2 separate regions of the Homo sapiens genome follow, and region 2 is linked to region 1. A link is a contact called in ENCODE Hi-C or POLR2A ChIA-PET data. All regions are on one chromosome and are shown on one strand. The core of a region is the stretch at or near the end of the contact, and the rest is flanking DNA. Distances in the headings are between cores, read along the strand shown. Region 1 overlaps HEATR5A (HEAT repeat containing 5A). Region 2 overlaps STRN3 (striatin 3).

The links. Hi-C counts contacts between places; a loop is a spot of excess contacts on that map. ChIA-PET counts read pairs that join two places held with the same protein, here RNA polymerase II (POLR2A). Pooled maps may share reads with other maps.
Region 2: a loop to region 1 is called in a map with no recorded cell type, with 4 times the contacts of the local background. The contact joins two enhancer-like sites. A Hi-C loop is called at or near these places in 2 of 168 maps with a recorded cell type or tissue (GM12878 and prostate gland), 1 of 37 single-sample maps with no recorded cell type and 7 of 50 pooled maps. POLR2A ChIA-PET finds 5 or more read pairs at or near these places in 1 of 52 experiments (BJ).

What each region holds. Positions count from the first base shown.
Region 1 is chr14:31,354,316-31,358,344 of GRCh38, forward strand. All of the region lies in intron 16 of HEATR5A (HEAT repeat containing 5A), which reads right to left. Among named protein-coding and RNA genes, the nearest start is that of HEATR5A, 64 kb to the right of the region's middle. Within about 2 kb of position 1,821, at least 2 of the 41 ENCODE cell types and tissues checked have a DNase peak (open chromatin) inside an H3K27ac peak, as active enhancers do.
Region 2 is chr14:30,964,338-30,968,366 of GRCh38, forward strand. The region is part of intron 1 of STRN3 (striatin 3); the gene reads right to left. It also overlaps the pseudogene HIGD1AP17. Among named protein-coding and RNA genes, the nearest start is that of MIR624, 48 kb to the right of the region's middle. Within about 2 kb of position 1,679, at least 2 of the 41 ENCODE cell types and tissues checked have a DNase peak (open chromatin) inside an H3K27ac peak, as active enhancers do.

The DNA of each region.
Region 1 (4,029 bases), core at 571-3,070:
AGAATTTGTTGCACTGTACTATAAGTTGACCTATACAATTATTTCTTGACCACATTCATGGACCAAAGACTACAAAACAGGATTGTCAGAGCTCAAAATCTTTTTCTTCATCTTCTGCCCCCCAATCCTGAAAGAGATTGAATACACTATTAACTAATCAAGGATTCAAGATATATGACACCAATTCCTATAGAGATCTCAACAAAAGATTCTGATCTTCAGGAAGATGGAGATGAGTTATTTTTAGTAATACTGAATTAGTACTCATAAGTAGTATCAATTATAACATATAATTATCAGTTTGGAATGAAATGATAGGTACTAAAAGTTTTGAGTCTAGATGGAATAAAAGTGCAGTTAACTGAATAAAGGGTGAAGATGTAACATTTGAAAATGTTGATTTATTTTACATTATACATTTTACATTATAAACCCTTTAGACAGGGGGTACACACAGTATACACAAAACAGTAACCACAAACAAAAACAAAATAATACTTTTTAGAGGGTATATAATGGCAAAATTTTTTACTACTGAGAATTATAACTGTTTAAGCTTTTCCTCTCTGTCCATCCATTCCCAAGTGACATCATTTGTTGAAGCAGTCCATTTATCACAATCACCTAAGGAGTTTAAAAACTTTCAGTGCCCACCACCATAGTATGCATACCATACTAATCAGGATCTTCAGTATCTTAAAAATTTGCCTGGATAATTCCAATGTGCAAGTCAGGGGTGGAACAATCCTCAGGTGAATTAATCAACTCATTCTTTGCAATTAGATGAAAATCTATTTAAAAGCAACCACAAACGCAGGCCAGGAGCAGTAGCTTACACCTGTAATCCCAGGACTTTGGGAGGCTGACGGGGGCAGATCACCTGAGGTCAGGAGTTCAAGAACAGCCTGGCCAACATGGCGAAAGCCCATCTCTACTAAAAATATAAAAATTAGCCAGGCATGGTGGCGTGTGCTGTAGTCCCAGCTACTCGGGAGGCCGAGGCAGGAGAATCACTTGAACCTGGGAGGCGGAGGTTGCAGTGAGCCGAGATGGTGCCACTGCACTCCAGCCTGGTTGACAGAGCAAAACTCTGTCTCAAAACAAAACAAAACAAAAAATAAAGTAACCACACACAGGCTGGGCATAGTGGCTCATGCCTATAATCTCAGCACTTTGGGAGGCCGAGGAGGGCGGATCACCTGAGGTCAGGAGATTGAGACCAGCTTGGCCAACATTATGAAACCCCATCTCCACTAAAAGATGCAAAAATTAGCCAGGCATGGGGGTGCATGCCTGTAATCCCAGCTACTTGGGAGGCTGAGGCAGGAGAATCACTTGAAACCCAGGAGGCGGATGTTGCAGTGAGCCACCGCACTCCAGCCTGGGCTGTCTCAAAGAAAAAAAAAGTAACCACAAACAATACATGATTGAGATCAATATTATTTCTTTTCTGTATAAAATATCTTGACTTTCCAACCGGTAAACATTTTTACGTTAGAACCCTACAGTCAGAATAGAGAGAATCAACTAATTTAAAAGACAATTACATATGCATTAATAAATTGTGCATTAATTTATATTACGTAAGTATTATTTCCAACCTTAGGACAACCACATGTTACACAACTGTTTAAACATAAGGCTAACCACAATAACAACAAAATGGCTTGAAATATTCGGTTGCTGTTTAAATTTAGATACTTTAATTAAGACCTTTCTTCTCTAGAACTCAAATGTAAGGCCAAAAAGCAAACAGCCTGATATTTTACATAAATATCATATCTGGCATAACAGGAAATTAGAAACTTAACTTCCCTATTCATGTAGTTTCTATCTTCTGGTTCTGTAACGACACCTACTGGAGACTGTGGATAACTGCTTATAACCCACTTTCTGTATCTGGGATCTTGCCAGGCCACTTCTTTATAAATATATTTTTGAGACAGTGTCTTGCTCTGTTGCTAAGGCTGGAGTGCAGTGGCGAGATCTTGGCTCACTGCAACCTCTAACTCCCAGTATCAAGCGAACCTCCCACCTCAGCCTCCTCAGTAGCTGGGACTACAGTTGCACACCACCATGCACAGCTAATTTTTTTATTTTTGTAGAGAAGGAGTTTTGCATGTTGCCTAGGCTGCTCTTGAACTGTTGGGCTCAAGCAATTTGCCTGCCTTGGCCTCCCAAAGTGCTTGGTTACAGGTGTAAACTACTGTGCCTGGTCACCTACTATTTTTTTTCCAAAATAGTTAGAATCCTGTTTGTTCCAAATTTGTTAGAATCCAAACAGAATGATAGGGTTTGCTTTTATCTGTTCTCAATGTTTTTATCAAAACAAACAAAATCTCCCCTTCCTTGAATATTCATTATTATTATTATAACTTAGGTGGGGATACAAAAACTATGAGCACATTAAAAAATTCATTAAACTTAGTAAGAAAGGATCTTCCTGAAACTGCAATTGGGCAATAAATCCGAAAAGAAAACTTCTCTAGAATAGTAAAATCACTTTTTTAAGAGGAAAGGCTGTAAAAAGTATATTTTCTTTTTTGCTTTTCCACCTTAGACCCATCAAAGATAGTGGAACCATTTAAGAACAGGCTTAATTTAAATCCTTTGCTTAAAAGGCCAGCCCTGTTTCATCCACAGTAGTTATTGGTATATTAATCCAAATTAATTATTCTAAAGTAATTATATGCTCTATAAAAAGGCAGTTACAGACTAGTTCAAATTTCATCCTCTCCATGAATCTTTCTTTGAATATTCCAAACCACTGTAATTTTCCTCTTCATTCATTAACAATTCAGTCATATATTCTCTTATCACCATAACCTTATAGTTACAGTATTACAGGAAATGCTACAAATACATTTGGAAAAAACACTATCTTTTGAAACTGAAGCTAGTAAAAATCAATATAAATTTCATTCACTTTTCTATGCAATGAAAGCACATCATCCCAAGACCTGTTTCAGAGAGGTGTTGGTGATGAAATTAAAATATTTTTCTAAGTCTTCACCAAAGAGATAAAGGTAAATTGTCTAACTGGTATCCTCTGGAAGATATAACTGGATAAGAAGATATAATAAAAGCTATGATCTAGTCAAATGCATGGTTGTTGGTCGAGAGAGAGGAAATGAATGAATGAATCAGTGCGGATGACAGTGATTTGTAAACTATTATTAGCCACAATAGCCTATGAGAGAGATTCACTTCCCATTTCGTTTTTCAGATAGTAACAAGAATTTCCTGGATAGTGGATTTTGATGCCTGAGAAATGTATATGTCCAGTTACTAATTAAGAAACTATCATTCTCAATGAGAAATCATTATCACCCTTTGGTTTTTCAAAACCAAAGTCCATTTTTTGGGGAGGACATCTTGTATTTATTAATTTTTCACATACAATAGCATAAGATGGAAATCCCTACATAGTATGAGGTATACAACATGATGTTTTTAACGAGGCTTTGCTCATATATACATTGTGAAATAGATTACCACAATCAAGTTAATTAAATATCTATTATCTTTGTGTGTGTATGTGTGTGTGTTCTAAAGCAGGGGGGCCCCAACCAGTGGGCCACGGACTGGTACTGGTCCACGGCCTGTTAGGAATTGGGCCGCACAGCAGGAGGTGAGTGGCGGGCAAGCGAGCATTATCATCTGAGCCAAACTCTTGTCAGATCAGCAGTGGCATTAGATTCTCACAGGAGTGTGAACCCTATTGTCAACTGTGCATGTGAGGGATCTAGGTTGTGCACCCCTCACAATGCCTGATGATCTGAGGTGGAATAGTTTTATCCCAAAACCTCCTCCTATCCCTACGCCATGGACGAACTGTCTTTCGCCATACTGGTCCCTGGTGCCTAAAAGGTTGGGGACCACTGGTCTAAAGTTCATTTTAAGTGAACTGATAAAAACCATTTAAAATCCCTCCAACTGAAGACAAATCCCTGGACCTTTAATGGTTCCAAAAAATTTCCAAGGTAAGAAAGCCTATGAGACCTAGTCTAAGAAAAAACCTAGTATGTG
Region 2 (4,029 bases), core at 429-2,928, 390 kb before region 1:
GCAATTTCCATACCAACCAACACAGATGTTTCTCTTTCTTCATATGATGATCAGGGATCCAAACATATCCAAAAAGCTAAAGAGGCACCATTTGTCCCCCATTGGAATAGCAGGTTTTGCAGCAATTGTTGCAGTGGATATACAAATTGAAGAACAGGAGAAATATTAAAATGTCCCTTCACCTGATCCACATGCATGTGGCAGCCCAAGGCTTTGTGATGGGAACAATGACTGTTGATGTCAACTATTCCATGCACTGAGAATTATGGGCAAAACCTAAGCCTTAGAAGAAGAGATGCAGGCTTGGCACAGTGGCTCACACCTGTAATCCCAGCACTTTGGGAGGCTGAGGTGGGCGGATCACCTGAGGTCAGCAGTTTGAGATCAGCTTGGCTAATAGGGTGAAACCCCATCTCTACTAAAAATACAAAAATTAGCCAGCTGTGGTGGCGCGCACCTGTAATCCCAAGTACTCCAGAGACTGAGGCAGGAGAATCACTTGAACTCGGAGGTGAAGGTTGCAGTGAGCCGAGATAGCACCACTGCACTCCAGCCAGTGCACAACAGGGCAAGGCCCCTTCTCAAAAAAAAAAAGAAAAAAAAAGAGAGTCTTGGTCTTGGTGCTGTCTTGGTCTTTGTCTTGTTGCAGGAGCTTGCTCTAGTTAGACATGTCATTATTGAGGTTAAGTGTTCACACAGAAAACATGTTATTTGATGGAATTCAGACGATAACACACTATTTTGAGTATTGACTTCCTTTCTTGCAGGCTTGATTTGCTTGGTGACCAAATTACTAGTCACTAGTTCACTAGTGAACTAGGTCATTCAGAGGAGTCACATTAACAGAAAAGAAATATGTCACCTAATACAATTGACTATGTAAAAATATCCACCTTCTTAAACTGTTATAATGAAATTAGTTCTAAAGAAGACAGCAGGCCAATCCAGAAGTACTCCCAGTTTGCTGCAGAATCCCACATGCTTTGGATGTTATATAGGAGTCCTATTTACCCCAGTTAATTTACTTTCTTCTGCCTGCCTAGTAGACTGGTTGGCTCCTTAAGTGCATGGGGGTGCAGTGGTTTATGTCTGTAATCCCAGCACTTTAGGAGACTAAGGCAGAAACGTCACTTGAGGCCAGGAGTTCAATACCAGCCTGGGCAACACAGCAAGACCCATCTCTAAAAAAAAACAAAAAGAGGCCAGGAGCGATGGCTCACGCCTGTAATCCCAGCACTTTGGGAGGCTGAGGCAGATGGATCACCTGAGGTCAGGAGTTCAAGACCAGCCTGGCCAACATCATGAAACCCCATCTCTACTAAAAAAATTAGCCAGGCATAGTGGCAGGTGCCTGTAATCTCAACTACTCAGGAATCTGAGGAACGAGAATCGCTTGTACCAGCCTGGGTGACAAAAGTGAAACTCCATCTCAAAAAAAAAAAAAAAAAAAAACAACAAACAAAAGTGCATGGGGCCAGACATCTGTAATCCCAGTGCTTTGGGATGCTGAATGTTAGATATGAGTTCTAAATTTCTTTTCAAATAATATGTCAGTATGTTCCACTCTTTGCCTTCTACTTTTAAACTTAACTTCCTCATAAAGCAATCTTTTTCGATTACCCACTCCACCCTGACTCATTCCAATTACCTACTCCACCCTGACTCACCTGCTCCACTCTACATTCCAATCACCTGCTCCACCCTAACTCATTCCAATTACCTGCTACCTGCTCTGCCCTGACCCCCGCCAAAGCACTCACCCTGTCATTCTCTTTTAATTAGCCAATCGGAATTAGTTTAGCCTGTGCATCCAATCGGAATTAGTTTAGCCTGTGCGTCTAACCCTAGCCGACAGGGGAACAACACGGCAGCAAAGGGTCACGTGCATCAGGGATAAGAACCCCTTCCCCTCCCTTGTCCAAGTGTGCGCTCACCATTGTTCCATCTGTAAGGGTGCACCCTTCTATACAGAAGTAACTTGCCTTGCTGAGAATTAAAAAGAAAATTTTATATCTGAGTGCTATTTCTTTTGTGGCACCGAAACTTTACATATAACAATGTGGGGGCTCATCCAGGATTACATTCCCCACCAGGGACAGTCTCTGTTTCTCTCTCGTGAGGAGGTGCACCCTGCCCTATTGTGGCAGCCTCAGGGATGAGAAATCAAGACCTACCCAGTGCGAGGAATAACCCGAGCTCTCAGCAACGCAGAGTGGGGGACTGGCCAGCAACCTAGCTTAAAGGATCCTCACATACTGCTGCGATGACTGTGCACAGGCCAAGGAAGGAGAAGCCGCAGGAGCTGGTAAAGTACTTCCTTTGTGGTCAAATTCTGGAGGGCTAAATGTGTGCGTGCGTGAATGATCATCAACAACCCTGCTTGCGGTGTTGTGTGGATGGTGACAAGTCCTACTGCTGGACGGAGTGAGTGGGTCCTCTCCAAGGTTCCATAGCTACCTCATATGGCTTAGAGCAAATCCTGCCATGGGATTTATACCAGCACGCCAACACTAAGAGGGGCCTAATTCTCCCTTAGGGGAGCAGCCAGAGATGACAGCACAAGTGGGAAGTGTGCAAAGGACCTTCAGAAGGGGAAAGGGGGGAAGCAGGTCAACCTCCCAGGACAAGCAGGACAAGACACCCCCTGGTTTGAGGGATTGAGCCTTCCGGGACAGGCAAGGTGAGACACCCCTGGTTTGAGGGGTTGAGGCTTCCGGGACACACAAGGTGAGACATCCCTGGTGTTAAGGGGTTGAGCCTTCCGCTAATTTCAAGGGTTGAACCTGACACAACCCCCCACCCCACCTTTTCCTTTCTTCTTGGGTATTAGAGTAGCTCCACTCCCACAGGTCCCTACCCTAGAGGCAGAGAGACACAGAGGGGAAAGAGAGGGTGGGGCAGGGTGGGGGGGAAGAGAGGCAGAGAGAGGGGGGAAGAGAGGCAGAGAGGGGGGAAAGAGAGGCGGTGGTGGGGAAAGAGGCAGAGAGACAGAGAGTCAGAGAGAGAGAAAGAGACAAAGTCAAACAGAGAAAGAGAAAAATAGTAGTAGTAAAGAGAAAAACAGTGTACCCTATTCCTTTAAGAGCCAGGGTAAATTTAAAACCTATAGTTAATAATTGAAGGTCTTCTCCGTGACCCTATAACACTCCAATACCATCTCGCTGTCAATGTAAACAAGGGCGTAGCCCAAAAGCACTGAGGACACTGACAACCCGTAGCCTTCCTATCAAAAATCCTTAACCCAGTAACCCGCGGATGGCCCAAATGCATTCTATCTGTAGCGGCAACTGCTTTGCTAACAGAAGAAAGTAGAAAAATAACTTTTAGAGGAAACCCCATTGTGAGCACACCTCACCAGTTCAGAACTATCCTAAGTCAAAAAGCAAAAAGGTAGCTTACTAACTCAAAAATCTTAAAATTATAAGGCTATTCTGTTAGAAAAAGATGATTTATCATTAACCACTGAAAATTCCCTTAACCCAGAAGGTTTCCTAACAGGAGATTGAAATCTTAATTACCATACAAAGATCCGACCAGACCTAGGAGGAAGCCCCTTCAGGACACGACTTCCTCCCGGGTGACTGGGGTGGTGGGGGAACAACAGGTATTCAGTAATTGATAGGGAAACTCCTGTAGAGGCAGTCAGGAAAACTGCCTAATAACTGGTCTCCTCAAACGTGTGAGCTATTTGCACTCAGCCAAGCCTTAAAGTACTTACAAAACTAGGAAGGAACCATCTATACCAATTCTAAGTTAATTTGGACTAAACAGGGTCTTATTAATAGCAAAGAATAATTGAAATACCAAACTTAAAAGGTTTTCAACAAAAGCAAAGTTTGCTAAAAGTTAACAGTGTAACATGTATTATCCTAACTTCTAATCTTATGGCCTTAGACAGTCTAGTCCACCAACATGAAGTTCACTTCAGAAAAGAATGATTATCATCTTCAAAAAAAAAAAAAAGAAAAAAGAAATTGGGGGGACAGAATTTATGTAAAAAGAACGTTATATGGTAAATTCTTGTCCTAA